2 separate regions of the Homo sapiens genome follow, and region 2 is linked to region 1. A link is an interaction called in ENCODE POLR2A ChIA-PET data of the cell type or tissue named here. Cell type or tissue: CD4-positive, alpha-beta T cell. All regions are shown on one strand. Links, peaks and the distances in the headings refer to the core of each region. The heading gives the core; the rest is flanking DNA.

Region 1 (5,000 bases), core at 1-5,000:
ATAGAATGTATAGGATTTCCCTGAAGCATTCCTAGAGAGCCTGCAAGGTGAAGATGGCTTTGGAACCAGCTGGATCTAGGCTGTGCCACATACTACCTCTTTGGCCTTGGCCACATCCCTAAACTCTTGGATTCTGTTTCCTAAGATGTAAGATGGAGGTAATTGTTCCTGCCTCACAGGAGCTGTTGTGAGGATTAAACAGAGAGTATGTCTTTAGCGCGGTGCCTGGCACCAGTGCCTGGCATGTAGTAGGGGCACAACAAATATAAGGTCCACTTTGCTTTTCTTTTTTCTATAGAGAATCCTTTCCTGTTTGCATTGGAAGCCGTGGTTATCTCTGTTGGCTCCATGGGATTGATTATCAGCCTTCTCTGTGTGTATTTCTGGCTGGAACGGTGAGATTTGGAGAAGCCCAGAAAAATGAGGGGAACGGTAGCTGACAATAGCAGAGGAGGGTTTTGCAGGGTCTTTAGGAGTAAAGGATGAGACAGTAAGTAATGAGAGATTACCCAAGAGGGTTTGGTGATGGAAGGAAGCCACAGGCACAGAGAACACAGAATCACTTTATTTCATATGGGACAACTGGGAGAAGGGTGATAAAAAAGCTTTAACCTATGTGCTCCTGCTCCCTCTTTCTCCCCTGTCAGGACGATGCCCCGAATTCCCACCCTGAAGAACCTAGAGGATCTTGTTACTGAATACCACGGGAACTTTTCGGTGAGAACGCTGTCATAAGCATGCTGCAGTCTATCAACTGCCAACTGCCTGCCAGCAAGACAGACAGAGTGTGGGGGTGGGGGCAGAGAGGAGAGGGAAGGAGGCCCTGCACTAACTGTCAGGATGTGGCCGACCAAATGGGGCATGGACTATACAGAGAGAGACACACACAGAAGTGCAGATTATAGATTGAATGAGGCAGATGGCAACTGGTATTGGGGGCCCAGGAGCCTGTGTATCCCTTCTGTAATCAATTACAGTGGTTGCAGACATCATGAGTACTCCTTTGGCACAGAGCTCGGTCTTTTACTTCCTGCCCCTAATTGACCCCTGACCTGGACATATCTGTCTTTAGGCCTGGAGTGGTGTGTCTAAGGGACTGGCTGAGAGTCTGCAGCCAGACTACAGTGAACGACTCTGCCTCGTCAGTGAGATTCCCCCAAAAGGAGGGGCCCTTGGGGAGGGGCCTGGGGCCTCCCCATGCAACCAGCATAGCCCCTACTGGGCCCCCCCATGTTACACCCTAAAGCCTGAAACCTGAACCCCAATCCTCTGACAGAAGAACCCCAGGGTCCTGTAGCCCTAAGTGGTACTAACTTTCCTTCATTCAACCCACCTGCGTCTCATACTCACCTCACCCCACTGTGGCTGATTTGGAATTTTGTGCCCCCATGTAAGCACCCCTTCATTTGGCATTCCCCACTTGAGAATTACCCTTTTGCCCCGAACATGTTTTTCTTCTCCCTCAGTCTGGCCCTTCCTTTTCGCAGGATTCTTCCTCCCTCCCTCTTTCCCTCCCTTCCTCTTTCCATCTACCCTCCGATTGTTCCTGAACCGATGAGAAATAAAGTTTCTGTTGATAATCATCAAAAATGTCTGTCATGGGGGTGGGGAGCAGGGGAAGCCTGGGATGCAATGAGGGTGGGAGGGGAAGAAAAAGGAGTAGTACATTCATGCTGTGGAGGCAGGAGTATTACCAATTTGCTAGAAAGAGTACTGTTCTGGAAACTGACTTTTTTCCAGGTGCCCTGCACTCATTCCAGGGTTTAGTTTAGAGTTAGACTTACAATGGGCTGGGCGTGGTGGCTCACGCCTGTAATCCCAGCACTTTGGGAGGCCAAAGCGGGTGGATCACGAGGTCAGGAGATCGAGACCAGCCTGGCCAACATGGTGAAACCCCGTCTCTACTAAAAATACAAAAATTAGCCAGGCGTGATGGTGTGCTCCTGTAATTCCAGCTACTTGGGAGGCTGAGGCAGGAGAATCGCTTGAACCCAGGAGGTAGAGGATGCAGTGAGCCAAGATTGTGCCACTGCACTCCAGCCTGGGCGACAGAGGGAGACTCCATCTAAAAAAATAAAAAAAATAAAAAAAGTTAGACTTACCATGTTGTCCCCCCTTTCCAACTAATCTTTAACATACCCCACCCAAGTTTTTCTCTCCTTACCCTTACTCCACTTTTTGGCCACACCTGCCACTTCTGACCTCATAATCCCTTAACTGCAGTCTCAGGCCCCACCCCTGGGGATACTGGTTATCCACAACTATCAACAGCTCTCTCCTGCCTGTCCAGCCTGGGCATCCTCAGCCTATGAAATCCATCTGCCTCTCTAGTCCACCAACCCTATAGGCCTATTTGCCCCACACAAGGCCTCTAGAACACCCTCCTTCTGCATGACTCATCAGGGCACTTTGTGAAGAGTGAGGCGATCTTGAGGGCATGTTCATCTTCATCAAACATGGAGGTGAGGGGCAGCACAGAACTAGAGTCTGTGGATGGGGGTGGAGGGATCTGAGGGCAGTGGAGATCACAGAAATGGGCCCATGTGTCCCATCCTATCTCTTCTCAGATAATCAGCAGTTTCTGGTCAATACCAACTGTGCTGTCGTCGTGTTGCTGTATTACATCCGCAGTAAAGTAAAGTTGCCTAAAACAAGTGAGGAGCTTAGGGAGGGGACTAATGGCCAAAGGTCAGAAGGAGTTGGGTCATCTCTAACCCCCAAGCCCTCCTCCTGGCAAGAAGGGAGTTCCTCATATCCTTAGAGCTTCCTCCAACCCATTTTGTATAGGATCACTGGCCCCTTTTGCTCCCACTCTCTTTCCTTAGCTGCCCCAATTACCCTGTGATCTCCCTCCAGACACCATCGATTTGTGTGAACAAACGGGGAAAATGAAGATGCTTTTCCTGATGAAGCCCAATCATGCAGAGTATGCCAGCAAATACCTTACAGCTCGAAGCACCTACTACGTTTGTAAGGTGGAACGTGGGCCACCAGGTAGAGGCTCAGGAGTGTTCCCCAGAAATAGAATAAGGCCTTCAAGATAGATTATGAACCTTATCTTTAAAACAAGGCATCCAAGGCTGGGCATAGTGGCTCATGCTTGTAATCTCAGCACTTTGAGAGGCCAAGGCGGGAGAATCGATAGAGGGCAGGAGTTTGAGACCAGCCTGGGCAACATAACAAGAGCCTGCCTCCAAAACCAAAACCAAAACCAAAAACAACCAAAACCAAATTAAAACAAAAAACAGAACACCCTCAAACAACAGAACACCCTCAACCAGATCCAAATTGACCATCTCTAGTCAGCCTAAGGAAGGGTACTGCCTCTATAATAATAGGTTACCTCACACATACTCTCCCCTAGGTCCATACCTAAGGGGAAGAAATATCCACCAGCTCAAGGTAGGTTTTTTTTTTTTTTTTTTTGGGACAGAGTTTCGCTCTTGTTGTCCAGTTGTCCAGGCTGGAGTGCAATGGCGCGATCTCAGCTCACTGCAACCTCTGCCTCCCAGGTTCAAGCGATTCTCCTGTCTTAGCCTCCTGAGTAGCTGGGACTACAGGCACCCGCCACCAGGCCCAACTAATTTTTTAGTGCAGATGGGGTTTCACCATGTTGGCCAAGCTGGTCTTGAACTCCTGACCTCAGGTGATCCACCCACCTCAGCCTCCCAAAGTGCTGGGATTACAGGCGTGAGCCACTGTGCCCGGCAAGGTAGTCTTTATTTTTATTTATTTATTTATTTTATTTTTTGTGATGGAGTCTTGCTCTGTCACCCAGGCTGAAACAGTGGCATGATCTTGGCTCACTGCAACCTCTGCCTCCTGGGTTCAAGTGATTCTCCTGCCTCAGCCTCCGGAGTAGCTGGGATTACAGGCGCCCACCACCATGCCCAGCTAATTTTTTTTGTTTGTTTGTATTTTTGGTAGAGATGGGGTTTCACCAAATTGGCCAGGCTAGTCTCGAATTGGCCAGGCTAGTCTGGAACTCCTGACCTCAAGTGATCCGCCCACCTTGGCCTCCCAAAATGCTGGGATTACAGGCGTGAGCCACCGCATCTGGCGGGTAGTCTTTAGTGTTAGGTCCTGGAATCTTGGACTTCTGAAGGGTGGAGACTGGATGACAGGGGCTGGAGATAGCACATGGCTATGTTCACAGGAACCAGGCTGGAGAATGCTTACAGAGCTTTTGTGCCTCTCCTCAAGAATCCGGAGCCTTGGCTGCTTGGTAAGAAGTGAGATGGGGGAGGGAAGAACATGAAGGGTACAGTATATAGCTGTGTGATGGAGAATGTAGGGTGGGACTAGCGTGATATGGTAGGTCAGATGATAGGAGCCTAGGAAAAGGCGGGCAGGGTCCAGGTCCACTTTAGGAGGGACGTTTAGCTCACACCAGGTGGAATGTGCATGCGTTACTCCCCACTTCCCCCATTTCTTGGCCATCTTCTCCGTATATCTCCCTGTCACCATTCCATCATTTCCATCTTAGGCCAAGTGGGGCTCCAGCTGATGGTTTGAACAATGAATGGGAGCATCAGGAAGGGTAAGGTCTCTAGTTCTCAGAGGTGCAGGTGCCTTTTCCTTGTTCTTAGTTGCACTGCGCATACAATGTGATGCCCTGGAGAGGAGACGAATTCAGATGCTTAAAATGAAAGAAGCCAAGAAGGTCGTTATAATTGAACCCCCTGCGAGTGTCCCGGTAAGACTTGCCAAATGTGATCTGCCCCAGCACCCCCCTCTCCCTACCAGCCGACTGAATGTTCCTACACCCCAGCCCTCTGAGATGAATTTCCTGCCTCCAATTTCTTTTTTCCTTCCTTTGGCCCTGGGTTGTAGAAACCTTCCCTGCAGGGGCCTCTTTGTTTACTTACTTTCTTTTTCTAGTCCAAGCAATCAGGACGATCAGACAAAAAGAAGTCCACTCGCAAGTCTCCGACCTTTAGGAACAGACCAGACTTCAGGAAGAATAAAGGTCGCCAACTCAATAAAACCACCAAGCAAAA
Region 2 (8,344 bases), core at 1,525-6,524, 340 kb before region 1:
CGCCTGACTGGTTTTCGTATTTTTTTGGTGGAGACCGGGTTTCGCTGTGTTGGCCGGGCTGGTCTCCAGCTCCTAACCGCGAGTGATCCGCCAGCCTCGGCCTCACGAGGTGCCGGGATTGCAGACGGAGCCTCGTTAACTCAGTGCTCAATGGTGCCCAGGCTGGAGTGCAGTGGCGTGATCTCGGCTCGCTACAACCTCCACCTCCCAGCTGCCTGCCTTGGCCCCCCAAAGTGCCAAGATTGCAGCCTCTGCCCGGCCGCCACCTCGTCTGGGAAGTGAGGAGCATCTCTGCCTGGCCGCCCATCGTCTGGGATCTGAGGAGCCCCTCTGCCTGGCTGCCCAGACTGGAAAGTGAGGAGCGTCTCTACCCGGCCGCCATCCCACCTAGGAAGTGAGGAGCGCTTCTTCCCGGCCGCCATCCCATCTAGGAAGTGAGGAGCGTCTCTGCCCAGCCGCCCATCGTCTGAGATGTGGAGAGCGCCTCTGCCCCGCCACCCCGTCTGGGATGTGAGGAGCACCTCTGCCCGGCCGCGACCCAGTCTGGGAGGTGAGGAGCGTCTCTGCCCGGCTGCCCCGTCTGAGAAGTGAGGAGACCCTCCGCCCGGCAACCGCCCCGTCTGAGAAGTGAGGAGCCCCTCCGCCCGGCAGCCGCCCCGTCTGAGAAGTGAGGAGCCCCTCCGCCCGGCAGCCGCCCCGTCTGGGAAGTGAGGAGCATCTCCGCCTGGCAGCCACCCCGTCCAGGAGGGAGGTGGGGGGGTCAGCCCCCCGCCCGGCCAGCCGCCCCGTCTGGGAGGGAGGTGGGGGGGGGGGTCAGCCCCCCGCCCGGCCAGCCGCCCCGTCCGGGAGGTGAGGGGTGCCTCTGCCCGGCCGCCCCTACTGGGAAGTGAGGAGCCCCTCTGCCCGGCCACCACCCCGTCTGGGAGGTGTACCCAACAGCTCATTGAGAACGGGCCATGATGACAATGGCAGTTTTGTGGAATAGAAAAAGGGGAAAGGTGGGGAAAAGATTGAGAAATCGGATGGTTGCTGTGTCTGTGTAGTAAGAAGTAGACATGGGAGACTTTTCATTTTGTTCTGTACTAAGAAAAATTCTTCTGCCTTGGGATCCTGTTGATCTATGACCTTACCCCCAACCCTGTGCTCTCTGAAACATGTGCTGTGTCCACTCAGGGTTAAATGGATTAAGGGCGGTGCAAGATGTGCTTTGTTAAACAGACGCTTGAAGGCAGCATGCTCCTTAAGAGTCATCACCACTCCCTAATCTCAAGTACCCAGGGACACAAACACTGCGGAAGGCCGCAGGGTCCTCTGCCTAGGAAAACCAGAGACCTTTGTTCACTTCTCTGCTGACCTTCCCTCCACCATTGTCCTATGACCCTGCCAAATCCCCCTCTACGAGAAACACCCAAGAATGATCAATAAAAAAAAAAAAAGGAAAAAAAAATAAAAAATAAAAACAAACCAACTATATCACATCTAAAATAATGAACAATAATTATTTAATATTATCAAATAGCCGGCCAAGAGTCAAATTTCCCAAATTACTTTATAAACACTCTTTTACATTTATTTCTTTGAATCATAACCCAAGAAAGGTCCATACATTGTATCTGGCTGATGTGTCTCCTTAAGACATTTTTACCTATAAGATGATTCTTAACTATATGGGTCCCCATATGGCCTTAGTTACAAGTTGCAAACTGGTGGCTTGTAGTTTGTTTGGCTCACATAAAAAATTAGTTCAGTTTGTAAAAATGGATTGAGCTATATACCCATAATACATAAAACACTTTTCTGTATCTAAGTTATATTTCAATAGAAGGCTTTTTTGAAAAAAACTTAGTTGATAACATTTAACAGATGGGAGATTTCACATAAAAACCTAAATTGTCTGGCTTCTTTTAGAAAATTTAAAGATGTGGCCAAGACAGAGTCAGCTTTCCCACAAGGCACCAATGGGCTGGGGCTTAGTAGCAGCTGTTCCTCTTAGATAAAGTATGTGTTCTCCAGGTTATCAAAGTCCCTCCCAAGTCTGCTTATCTTCTGCCTAGACACTGAAGGCATTTGAGTTTTCAATCCCTGCCTTAAATACTTAAAATGTTCTTTTAATATACTGATCATTCACTTATTTATTCATAAGACATTTTCTTAATACTTTTTGTGTGCCAGGCATTGGAGATGATAGAAATGAGTGAGATATAGGTCATATCCTCAAGAAGTTTATAGTCTAGTACAGTGAAATAGACTGTAAACAAATAGGGCAATACAATGCAATGGAAAAATAGTGGCACAAAGAAGGAAGTGGCTGATTCTGGGAGGTAAGAGGGGAAGAGGAATTAAGAAAGCCTTCACAAGAGGTGATCCCTAAATTGAACCTACTGTTTTATCAGGATATAAAGGATAAAAAATATACCACAGGCCAGGCGCAGTGGCTCAAGCCTGTAATCTCAGTACTTTGGGAGGCCGAGGTGGGGAGATCATTTGAGGCCAGAAGTTTGAGACCAGCCTGGCCAGCATGGCAAAACCCCGTCTCTACTAATAATATAAAAATTAGCTGGGCATGGTGGTGCATACCTGTAATCCCAGCTACTCGGGTGGCTGAGGCATGAGAATCACTTGAACCCGGGAGGCAGAGGTTGCAGTGAGGCAAGATCATGCCACTGCACTCCAGCCTGGGTGACAGAGCAAGACTCTGTCTCAAAAAAAAAAAAAAGTCTCTTCCAGGTAAAACGTCTTACAAGTATAGGTCATTTATTCTTTAAAATATGTAAAATAAAGTTGTATCCTCACAGAAACTGCCTGTGCCAAACACAAACAAAAAAGAAAAGTCAATTGTCAAGATATTTAGAGCCGGGTGTGGTGGCTCACGCCTGTAATCCCAGCACTTTGGGAGGCTGGGCAGGATGATCACTTGAGCTCAGTAGTTCAAGACCAGCCTGGGCAATATGGCGAAACTCTGTCTATACAAATAACGTAAAAATTAGCTGGGCGTTGTGGTGTGCACCTGTAGTCCCAGCTACTCAGGAGACTGAGGCGAGGGGATCGGTTGAGCCCAGGAGGTTGAGGCTGCAGTGAGCCATGATCACGCCACTGCACTCCAGCCTCAGTGACACAGCAAGACTTCATCTCAAAAAAACAAAAAAAGAAAACAGAAATGTTGCTGGAGAAAATAGGCTGCATACAGGTTACAGGCCTCCTTCACCAAGCCTGTACAACGGTAGTTCCTTACAGTATAGGCTCTTCTACCTATAGGGACCTGCCTCATGGCTAAAACCCCAGCCTATAAATTAGGAATTCAGCCTTTATTCTACTTTAGTTTCGAAACTTAAACATGAACCAACCTCTCAATATCTCAATTCCCTCACTTTATAATACAAGGAAAAATTAGTTTTATACATTCGTGAAGTTTCTCTCTTACTTTAATCCATTTTGAAAATGGGACCTCTTCCTTACCCATTTTCTTTGCAACACATCACTCTAAGAAATATCCACTAATGGCTGGGTGCAGTGGCTCATGCCTGTAATCCCAGCATTTTGGGAGGCTGAGGCAGGCAATCACCTGAGGTCAGGAGTTTGAGACCAGCCTGACCAACATGGAGAAACCCCGTCTCTACTAAAAATACAAAATTAGGCCGGGCACGGTGGCTCACGCCTGTAATTCCAGCACTTTGGGAGGCCCAGGTGGACGGATCACCTGATTGGGAGTTCGAGACCAGCCTGACCAACATGGAGAAACCCCGTCTCTGCTAAAAGTACAAAATTAGCCAGGCGTGGTGGCACATGCCTGTAATCCCAGCTACTCGGGAGGCTGAGGCAGGAGAATTGCTTGAACCCGGGAGGCAGAGGTTGCGGTGAGCCGAGATCGCGCCATTGAACTCCAGCCTGGGCAACAAGAGCTCTCAAAACAAAACAAAAAAATAAATAAAAATACAAATTAGCCAGGCGTGGTGGCACATGCCTGTAGTCCCAGCTACTCGGGAGGCTGAGGCAGGAGAATCACTTGAACCCAGGAGGCAGAGGTTGTGGTGAGCCGAGATCACACCATTGTACTCTAGCCTGGGCAACAAGAGCGAAACTCCGTCTCAAAAAAAAAAAAAAAGAAAAAGAAAAAGAAAAAGAAAACAAAAGAAATATCCACTAATACCTCTAGAATATTTAAAAAAAAAACCCACACTTACTTGCATAGCTGATACACTTATGTGTTTGATATTAGCTGTTTGTGTCAGTTTTAGACAGTCCATGTTCTCAATAGTTACAAGAGCTTCAGCTATTAGACTCTATTACACTATTATAAGCAAAGGAGCATTTAAGTCTTTCTAATGAAATATGCTGGTGGAACTGGCAAACCACTGTTAAATTGTGGATAAAAATATCCACTGTGATGTTTTCTTATCCCTACCTATACCAGGAGTTCTTATGAGAGACAGAGCTATGAATCCCTTAGAACTATAAACAAAATTCTGTATGTAATATACATTTTTGAGAGCAGAACAGCCTTAGTTTTTCATCGGATTTTCACAGAGATCCATAACCATCTCCAAAAATCTAAAAATATCGTTCTACATTCTGGAGCAATCAGGAGCTTACTAAAAGTAGGATGATCAGCTATAGGTTTTGTAGCTTAGGAAGAAATGAGGAATCCAAGTAAAGAGACAAAGACAATAGAGCCTCTACAGGAATAGTAAAGTTGCTGAAGCTACTGTAGGGGGGCTGGGAAGAAGATTAAACAGAATTGAACTCCAATTCCCAGTCCCTAAAGGGTTACTACACAGAAAACCAGAATTCAGTTATAAAGAATTTCTAGAATGACACCAAAATGAATGAAAGATAATCTGTGACTTGTCACTATAAGAATAAGCTACCCACTCACGAAAAGGAATGTTTTTTCTGAGTATATTTTGCTTTTTCTCTTCTTGTTAAATCATGGCTGAAGCAACTCTACATGTCACGTTGGAGAAACGTTATTTATTTATACTTTGCCTCATACCAAATAAGGAGCGGTAGGGTCTACAGAATCACATACAATTCGAATTCAAATGTCCTTAAATAGAGATAATGCCAATGACAGCTTTGGAAAGTTGATATTCCACCAAGAAAATTCCTTTTCTGGTTTATAAGTTAATTTCCTTCTGTATGGTGATGTGAGAAGAAACGCAAGTCACAAGCTTCATGGTTCCAGTAAGGGGGGAAAGCAAGCATTATTGCTATTTTTTTTTTTTTTTTGACACAGTGTCTCGCTCTGTCACCCAGGCTGGAGTACAGTGGCGCGATCTCTGCTCATTGCAACCCCCGTCTCCCAGGTTCAAGTACTTCTCCTGCCTCAGCCTCCCCAAGTAGCTGGAATTACAGGTGTGCACCACCACACCCATCTAATTTTTTAGCAGAGACAGAGTTTCACGATGTTGGCCAGGCTGGTCTCGAACTCCTGACCTCCAGTGATCTACCTGCCTCGGCCTCCCAAAGTGCTGGGATTACAGGCGTGAGCCACCACGCCCAACCTATTGCTGCTAACTTTCTGAAAAGATTCAGAGAAAAACACCAGTCAAGTTGGCAAGCACCCCTGGGCACCAAGGAGAAGAGGGGATTTGTGATCACTCCTAGGCTCATGTTTCCCTTGAGAACTCTTCCACAAATACTAAAAATAATTCCTCCCTAAGAAAATGAGTACTCTGTCAAAACAGCATAAATTATTATCTTGACAGTGGATGGTGTGAGGATATGCATTTGTTCCAATGTGAACCATTAAAATTAAAAAATAAAAGCTCAGTAGAAGTAGAAAGTTTAAAAAAAAAGATCAGTGCCAGATATAAAAAGAAAAATCTGCATACTAAATTCCTAAAGAAATTAGAATTACTAAATGCAACTACACATAGTCCAGATCCCAAAGAGATGAGCTCTGACTTTGCAATTCTTAGATATTTATCTTCAAACTAGATCCAAAACAAGTGAAAATTAAAGAGAAGTGAATCTAATCTTTCACAATATAGCTAGGCTCCTTACCTTATGTAGAATGAGGATCAAATGTAAATTAGGATGTTTAGTTTCCAAGATTAAGAGGTTCAGTCTCTTAAACCAGAGTAACATAATCTCACTCAGAATCTAAACTAGAAATTCAAGAAGGCAGAAACCATCCAGAGGGAACTGGGGTAATAAATCTCACTGGTCAAGGGCCTATTTGATGAAAAGCCCAAAGACCCTGAAAATGTTTTTATTTTTTCTCAAAAATGAAACACCATTCCATTTAGCAACTTAAAAATATATAAATGAACAGATAGCTTTGGCTAAAAATATATCCTCATTATCTCTACAACTAGAAAAATAAACACTTCAAAACACCTTTTCCTATATAGTAAAATTTATAATACTTCACACCAAATCTAATACTGGCTACTAATGGGATGGTAGGAAGGGAAGAACAAGATTTTTCCTTTTCACTTTATACAATTCTATGCTGTTTCATTTCTTCAATGAACATGTATGTAATTTTTATAAAATTTTAAGTTATATACTCTAATTTTACAGGAATAATTTTTAAAGCATTGATTATTCCCAGCGTTAAAGAGGTTGTAGGGAAACAGATATTTTCCTTCACTGTTATTTTGACTACAAACAGGTATAGCCTTTTGGAACACAATTTCAAAATATCAAGATTTCCTACAGAAATTTTGCACAAGCACACATCAATAAAATATAAAATAGTGAACAACTAGGCCGGGCACAGTGGCTCACACCTGTAATCCCAGCACTTTGGGAGCCTGAGGCAGGTGGGTCACCTGAGGTCAGGAGTTCGGGACCAGCCTGGGAAACATGGGGAAACCCCATCTCTACTAAAAATACAAAAATTGGCCAGGCATGGTGACGCACACCTGTAATCCCAGTTACTTGGGAGGCTGAGGCACAAGAATTGCTTCAATCCGGGAGGCAGAGGTTACAGTGAGCCGAGATCATGCCACTACACTCCAACCTGGGTGACACAGACTTGGTCTCCAAAAAAAAAAAAAAAATAGTGAACAACTGTCTGCAAGCCAGCATTATGGAAATACTTTAAATGCCTATCAATAGGAGAATGGTTAAATAAATTATGATACATACATCCATGCTAAGAAATAAGTTTAAAAGAATGTAGAAATCTATATGTACTAACATGAAAAGAGAATCAGTAAATATGTCAATTCTCTCCAAATTGATCTATGGGTTTTAACACAAGAACCCAAATCCCAGTAAGATGTTTTTGTACATATAGACAAGCCCCTTCTAAATTTAGTGGAATGGTAAAAGAACTAGAAAATAAAACAGTTTTGAAAAAGAGTGAGAGGAATCACTCTACCTGATAGTAAGACTTCTAGAAATAAGCCAACACACTCAACTGATTTTTGATAAAGGTGTACATACAGGGCAATTCAATGGAGGAAGGACAGTTTTTTCAATAAATGACGAAAAACTGGACATCCATAGGCAAAAAAAGTACTTCAACCTATACTTCAAACTGTGCACAAAAAGTAATTAACAACGGATCATGGACTTAAGTGTAAAAGGCTACAACTGTAAAATTTTAGGAAAAAACATAAGAGAAAACCTTTGTGATCTGAACTGGGAAAGACTTTTTTTTTTTTTTTTTTTTGAGATGAGTCTCACTCTGTCGTCCAGGTTGGAGTGCAGTGGCGTGATCTCAACTCACTGCAACCTCCACCTCCCAGGTTCAACCAATTCTCGTGCCTCAGCCTCCTGAGTAGCTAGGATTACAAATGTGCACCACCACACCCACCTAATTTTTTTTTTGTATTTTTAGTAGAGACGGGTTTCACCATGTTGACCAGGCTGGTCTCAAACTCCTGACCTGAAGCAACCCACCCGTCTCGTTCTGCCAACTTCTTAAAGAGATACAAACACTGGGCTGGGCGCAGTGGCTCATGCCTGTAATCCCAGCACATTGGGAGGCTGAGGCGGGCAGATCACGAGGTCAGGAGATTGAGACCATCCTGGCTATGGTGATCCCATCTCTACTAAAAATAGAAAAAATTAGCCGGGTGTGGTGGCGGGCAACTGTAGTCCCAGCTACTCAGGAGGCTGAGGCAGGAGAATGGCATGAACTCGGGAGGCGGAGCTGGCAGTGAGCTGTTCCAGCCTGGGCGACAGAGCGGAGACTCCTTGTCTCAAAAAAAGAAAAAAAAAGAGAGAGAGATACAAACACTGGCCACACCTGGGGACTCAAACACCTGTAATCCCAGGACTTCGCCTTGACCTCCTGGGTCAGCCTTGACCAAAGCCTTGACCTCCCGGGCTCAAGCAATCCTCCCATCTCAGCCTCCCAAGTAGCTGGGACTACGGGCATGCACACCCA

The links. ChIA-PET counts read pairs that join two places held together with the same protein. Peaks named below come from ENCODE experiments on the same cell type or tissue, not always from the same donor. Only the 100,000 strongest peaks of a DNase experiment are listed, where the experiment ranks them.
Region 2: POLR2A ChIA-PET joins it to region 1 with 7 read pairs; 3 of 35 experiments call an interaction of 5 or more read pairs at or near these places.

Annotation. Positions count from the first base shown.
Region 1 is chrX:71,103,994-71,108,993 of GRCh38, reverse strand. It overlaps CXorf65 (chromosome X open reading frame 65), which reads left to right and starts at 2,254. Exons shown (of 6, transcript NM_001025265.3): 1 at 2,254-2,462; 2 at 2,568-2,654; 3 at 2,857-2,994; 4 at 4,157-4,225; 5 at 4,590-4,696; 6 at 4,882-5,000. The coding sequence starts at 2,438. It overlaps IL2RG (interleukin 2 receptor subunit gamma), which reads left to right. Exons shown (of 8, transcript NM_000206.3): 6 at 299-395; 7 at 648-717; 8 at 1,073-1,590. The coding sequence ends at 1,258. In CD4-positive, alpha-beta T cell, for the core only: no CTCF peak of the experiment used is centred there; DNase peaks (open chromatin) are centred at 803, 2,373 and 3,153; H3K4me3 peaks cover 2,488 bases; H3K27ac peaks cover 3,973 bases.
Region 2 is chrX:71,444,579-71,452,922 of GRCh38, reverse strand. The region is part of intron 32 of TAF1 (TATA-box binding protein associated factor 1); the gene reads right to left. Among named protein-coding and RNA genes, the nearest start is that of TAF1, 82 kb to the right of the region's middle. RefSeq lists enhancers at 1-489, 490-1,486. In CD4-positive, alpha-beta T cell, for the core only: no CTCF peak of the experiment used is centred there; no DNase peak of the experiment used is centred there.